2 separate regions of the Homo sapiens genome follow, and region 2 is linked to region 1. A link is a contact called in ENCODE Hi-C or POLR2A ChIA-PET data. All regions are on one chromosome and are shown on one strand. Each heading gives the region's core, a stretch centred on a gene start or an enhancer-like site at or near the end of the contact. The rest is flanking DNA. Distances are from core to core; before and after follow the strand shown. Region 1 overlaps STK24 (serine/threonine kinase 24). Region 2 has its middle 40 kb from the start of DOCK9-DT.

Evidence for each region. A loop is a pair of places that touch in the nucleus more often than their neighbours do. ChIA-PET counts read pairs that join two places held with the same protein, here RNA polymerase II (POLR2A). Pooled maps may share reads with other maps.
Region 2: a pooled map shows a loop between it and region 1 (2.6-fold over the local background). The contact joins two enhancer-like sites. A Hi-C loop is called at or near these places in 1 of 37 single-sample maps with no recorded cell type and 2 of 50 pooled maps. POLR2A ChIA-PET finds 5 or more read pairs at or near these places in 1 of 52 experiments (T-cell).

Annotation. Positions count from the first base shown.
Region 1 is chr13:98,474,970-98,477,914 of GRCh38, reverse strand. STK24 (serine/threonine kinase 24) reads left to right here. Exons shown (of 11, transcript NM_001032296.4): 4 at 2,557-2,665; 5 at 2,937-2,945. Among named protein-coding and RNA genes, the nearest start is that of FARP1-AS1, 41 kb to the right of the region's middle. RefSeq lists enhancers at 386-680, 887-1,106, 1,257-1,406, 1,417-1,516, 558-1,757. Within about 2 kb of position 1,619, at least 31 of the 41 ENCODE cell types and tissues checked have a DNase peak (open chromatin) inside an H3K27ac peak, as active enhancers do.
Region 2 is chr13:99,045,144-99,048,086 of GRCh38, reverse strand. It overlaps a transcript of DOCK9 not described here. Among named protein-coding and RNA genes, the nearest start is that of DOCK9-DT, 40 kb to the left of the region's middle. Within about 2 kb of position 1,691, at least 24 of the 41 ENCODE cell types and tissues checked have a DNase peak (open chromatin) inside an H3K27ac peak, as active enhancers do.

The DNA of each region.
Region 1 (2,945 bases), core at 370-2,869:
CAGCCCTTAATTATCCAGGGGAGGATTTTCCATGAGTGTTCCTCACCTCTTCCTCTTAGCGCCCTTTGGGAATGACAGCAGGCCGCTCTGCCGTTGCTTTTGGGAGACTTGGTAATGGAAGGGAGGTGGTTAAGTCCAGATCTAACCACAGGTATTGATCGTCGGCTTGGGCACAGACTTGGTGAAGGAGGAGATGGGAGATGGGACCCGACTCTAATGTGACTTTTTTTTTTTTTTTTTGAGACGGAATCTTGCTCTGTCACCCAGGCTGGAGTGCAATGGTGCGATCTTGGCTCATTGCAACCTCTGCCTCCTGGGTTCAAGCGATTCTCCTGCCTCAGCCTCCCAAGTAGCTGGGATTACAAGCATGTGCCATCATGCCCGGCTAATTTTTCTGTGTTTTTAGTAGAGATGGGGTTTCACCATGTTGGCCAGGCTGGTCTCGAACTCCCGACCTCAAGGTGATCCACCCGCCTCGGCCTCCCAAAGTGCTGGGATTACAGGCATGAGCCACCGCGCCTGGCCTCTAACATGACTTTGATCTTTGGTCGACTGGATTCTCCTGCACTCCAGCATTATGAACAAAAGCAAACACTCCGGCATCTCTATCCTCCTCCCCACTGTCCACCCAGGTGATGAGAAAAGTCTGTGTTCCTCATTTTGAAAATTAAAATTTCTACATTCTATGAACACTGAAAAATAGATGTGGAGAAAGCTGACTTAAGGCATAGTTTTCCTGATTGTGTTCTTTAGAATAGTAGTTTTGATATGCATTTCTTATAAATAAGACTTTTGTTCAGGTAACTGGGAAAAAACTACTTTCTGGGGAACAGAGTCTGTGGCGTAATGCCTTAGTCTGAGGTAACTTTTGGACAATATCTTAATTGGAATTTGGGACAATTTCTGGCAGGCGATGGAGATGGGCATTTTGACCTTCTCTGAGCATATGTGTGCGGTCAAACTAAAAGCGACAAGTGCATTCTCTGCACCTGGGTCCTGGGTGGAGAAGGCCAGGGGTGGCTGGATTCCAGGTGTGTCTGCTGCCAGGCAGGCCAGAGTCCCAGCGAGGCCAGTGTGTGAGGAGAGGCCACCTCTGAGAGTGGCCCTGACCCTGGGATTGCTGTGTAGACCAGGGCAGGCCTGCGAGCCAAGGCAGCACAGCTCACCCATGGGCCGGAAAGCAGGGCCAGGTATGAGTCAGGCTGTGGTTTCGGTGACAAGGGCTGTCTCGGTTGCCCCCACACTGCACCCCACAAGTACTTCCGGATGTGGAACAGGATGTGAAGGAGCTGAGGCACGCAAGGACTGTCGGGCTCTGTCCCAGAGATGTGCACGCCTGAGTCGGATGCTTCCTGTGGAGGAGCGCCCTAGTTTTCATCCCCTTTGGCTTAAAGCACATTTCTTATCTTTTTAAAACTAAGTGAAAGGCCCCAGATTGTATCTTCCTGTTGGCTAAAATGTGTGGGTGTGGGCTGTGAAGACATTCACTGTCAAGTCTGAAAACCAAGAATGGGGGACCATGATTTGGGGGAACCCTACCTGCATCGATTAGACATCTGCCCTCTGTCTGGCTCCGTTTCTGTGGTTCCGGGGAGCACTGGTGGCTTTGCTGCTGTCATCTGTGGAATTACTGTTTGTGACTGACTGCCCCACTCTGCAGGGGGCGGGGGGGGGCTTCCCGTCTGGTTTGAAGTGAGCCTTTGTTAGCCTGGTTTTCCTTTCCTTTTAAATGGAGATGTGGATACCTGACATTTCTTCCTTTCATCTGATATAGTTGTGGATATAAAGGAGTCAATAGGAACAATTATTTTGAGTTTCTGAGAATAAAAGCTTTCAGAGGTAATTATTATCTTAGGGATAATATAATAGTTATTATTATTATATAATATCTATTATATAACAAATCCCAAACTATTAGGATTTAAGCTCTTTCAGCTGCATTCCCCCAAGTTGGGGAGCTTTAACTGCAGATTTAAAAAATTCTAATACAAGGATATCCTCAGAGGCGCCTGGCTCCTAGGCCTTCTTTCCTGGGTGTTTTTGGGTACCAGGGGTGAGCCTTCTGGTAAGGGAACCACATATGTTAGGACAGATCCTGGCTGCTCTGTCTCTTGGCTGTTCGTTTCCTGGAGTGAAATCCCCAGCCTGTACCCCGCCCCTGCCATGGCCAGAGGGGCACCCTGAGGTCAGCTGCAGGCGCAGGCCGGGTCGTGGGCTTCCTCATTGGCTCAGCCTGCGCCCCGCCCCTGCCATGGCCAGGGGGTCGCCCTGTGGTCAGCTGCAGGCGCAGGCGGGGCTGCGGGCTTCCTCATTGGCTCCTCTTTGCTTCTCTGCTGGCTTGGCTTCATTGAGCAAAGCCATTTTCTCGGGCCCTTTGTTTTTTTAAGGGTCCCTCAGTGGACTGTAATTGTTAGGGCAAAATCATGTGTTTTAAGTGAAGAAGATTTCAGGTTTTAATTACCCTTGTCCATTAACATGGATAGTGTTTCTGTTTTATCTCAAACTTTTCATAAGATAATCATTTAAGTAACTTTAAGAATTTTTTTCTCTTCTTAGTTAGAACCTGGCCCATTAGATGAAACCCAGATCGCTACTATATTAAGAGAAATACTGAAAGGACTCGATTATCTCCATTCGGAGAAGAAAATCCACAGAGACATTAAAGGTAAGAGGACATCCGTTTTCATTCCTTTGAAATACTGAAGGTGGTGGTGGGGTTGCCCTGAAGACTTCTCAAGGGAAGGTGCTGGCGCCCATTTGTCCTGCACGTTTGCCTTGCCTGGGCTGGGCTGGCTTTGAGGGGGTCTGACAAAAAGTGTAGCCCCGGTGCCTGTGCTCGGTGGGTTCGCCACCCAGCCAGGGAGAAGACGCGCTTGTGGCAGTGCACGGAGTTGTAAGTCCGCACCGCCCAGGGCCGCCTTGGCTTTCTTTTGCAGCGGCCAACG
Region 2 (2,943 bases), core at 442-2,941, 570 kb before region 1:
CATCGGACATCAGTGTTTGATTCGTGATTTTGCTGACATTGAGGTCCCTGGTGCTGCCCCCAAACTGGAGGCCTGCCCAGGGTGAAACTTTGTGTCAGAGCCCAGGATTTGACTCCTAGGAGCTCTGCTGTTGGGTATTATACAGGAGGGCAGGAATTGAGTTGTAAAAGGCCAGTGAAAGGGAGGGAGAACAATACATTGAGTTTGTATCCAGGGACACTTTCCTGGAAAGGTGGTTGCTTGAGGCTGATGCTTCAAGATTAGGGCCAGGCGCAGTAGCTCCTGCCTGTAATCCCAGCACTTTGGGAGGCCGAGGTGGGTGGATCGCCTGAAGTCAGGAGTTCAAGACCGGCCTGGCTAACATGGTGAAACCCCGTCTCTACTAAAAATTAAAAAAAAAATTAGCTGGGCATAGTGGTGTGCACCTGTAGTCCCAGCTACTCAGGAGGCTGAGGCAGGAGAATGGCTTGAAGGTGGGAGGCAGAGGTTACAGAGAGCCAGGATGGCACCACTGCACTCCAGCCTAGGCGACTGGGCGAGACTCCGTCTCAAAAAAAAAAAAAAAAAAAGGATTAGAACCACTGATTCTCAGAAAAAGTTTGACTTTCATTATTTTCAGACAACACCTAAGGAGTGAAAATAAATGAGACTAAGAAGATGTTCTTAGGCCCCAGAATGTTTAAAAGTAGAAAGACAATTTCCTTATTCTAACCTGGGGACCCTGATGGTAACAGACGTGCTTATGTGCTGCGATGGCAGCTGATACTCCTCAGCCTGTGGTTCTCTGCCCCATCCAGAGAGAGCCTGAATCTATACACAGAAAAGGCTGTGTTTCTGAGGAAATAAAAAATATGTACTTTTAAAATTTTCTAAATAGGCCCTACTTCTAGGGTCAGCTGGCGTGTATTTCAATTAGCACATTATCTTGGGAAACTTTACCATGAGGAAAAGTTTACTCATAGGCTTGGCCATTTTTATTTATTTGACCCCCATGAATAGTCCAACATAGCCACCAAAAATTGCACAGATGTCAGTGGCTGTTTGGCCGTGTTTTAAATAAATATTTTGTCTTTTAATCATCAGAGATAGGAGATTAAACCTGGACTCGTCCAACTTTGGCTCTCTTCACGCTCATCCTTATGGGAGAGGAAGTGTCAAGATGGGCTTTCCTTTGGAGCATAACCTAAACAGGAACCTTTTAAAAACCTATCCAAAGCTACACTTTGTACCTTAAACGCAGGCATGAAGTATGAGACATTTCTGGTGATGTCTTCAGGAGGATTAAGAGGTCAGGAGTTAGATGTAAGAATGAAAGTAAAGTAAGTGATAGATCTAGGCAGAGAAAGATGTTGACATCTGAGCTTATACTCTGAATAAAACAGGTTTCCAGGCTGTGTGTGTTTATTTTACACCCATGCACTTACACACAGTATGTGATAACACAGCAGTGATTCACAGTGGCTCTTCAAGGCCCCTCATCTGTGAGTCCTGGACTTTCCTGTCAGGTGTGCCCCCTCATAACCAGGCATGTTCTATGAGGTGTTTACTGTCGAGACAAGTCCCACAAGTTGGGCAACCCTTTAAGTGCTGTTTTCCGGAGCGCAGCTAAGGAGGTTAGCATACTGGGCGCAAAATCCTTCCTCCTTTTGAAAACCTCAAAACCAACAAACTACTTCCTCTGTTAATCTCATGGGTGAGTGGCAAAGCCCAGGCCAAGCCCTTGGTTGTGCAATGTGTTATGGCCCTGGAGTTAAGGATCCTCCTACTCAAAGCAGGAGGGCATCATTCCAGCAAAACCTGTTGGTGTGCGTCCCACCTTCCAAGTGAAGATATGCCAGGTGGGAGGTCGCTCGGCTTGTTCTGCCCCGTGCTGAGCCTGGGCTCAGTGTTGGGACATACATTTCTGCCTTTTCTGTCGTTGCTTAAGATATTTCCTGGTTGTCTTGTGAATTCTAGACACAGTGATGCTGGTTTTTTTTTTTTTTTGAGACTGAGTCTCACTCTGTCACCCAGGCTGGAGTGCAGTGGCACAATCTCAGCTTACTGTAAGCTCCGCCTCCCGGGTTCACGCCATTCTCCTGCCTCAGTCTCCTGAGTAGCTGGGACTACAGGCACGTGCCATCAAACCCGGCTAATTTTTTTTTTTTTTTGTATTTTTAGTAGAGATGGGGATTCACCGTGTTAGCCAGAATAGTCTCAATCTCCTGACCTCATGATCCGCCCGCCTCAGCCTCTCAAAGTGCTGGGATTACAGGTGTGAGCCACCGCACCCGGCTGCTGTTTTTTTTGTTTTGTTTTGTTTTGTTTTTAAAAAGATGATTAAGCTGGTGAGGCATCTCTTTTTATATATGCATTTTTTGACAAAAATTCCGTATATTTAGGGTATACAACATGATGTTTTAAAATTGGAATGGTTCAATCAAGCTAAGTAACATGCAATACTTCACATACTTAACATTTTCTGTGGTGAGAACTCAGTTCTACTCTCAGCTATTTATTTACTGTAGTCACCATGTTTATACTGTATTCCCCCTAGCTAACTGAAATTTTGTATCTTTTTACCAACATCTCTCCAAACCCCACCCCCAGCCCCTGGTAACCACCATTCTACTCTCTACTTCTGTAAGTTTGACTTTTTTAGAGTCTACATCTAAGTGAGGTCATGTAGTATTAGCCTTTCTTTGCCTGGCTTACTTCATTTAACATGATGTCCTCTATGTTCATGTTGTTGCAGACGATTTCTTTCTCTTTTGCGCCTGAATGATATTTCATTGTGTATATACGGTATACACCATATTTTATTTATCCATTTATCCACTGATGGCCACTTAGGTTGATTCCATATCTTAGCTGTTGTGAATAGTGCGGCCATGAACATGGGAGTGCAGATATCGCTTTGACACAGCGATTTCATTTTCTTTGGGCAAGTACCCGGTAGTAGGA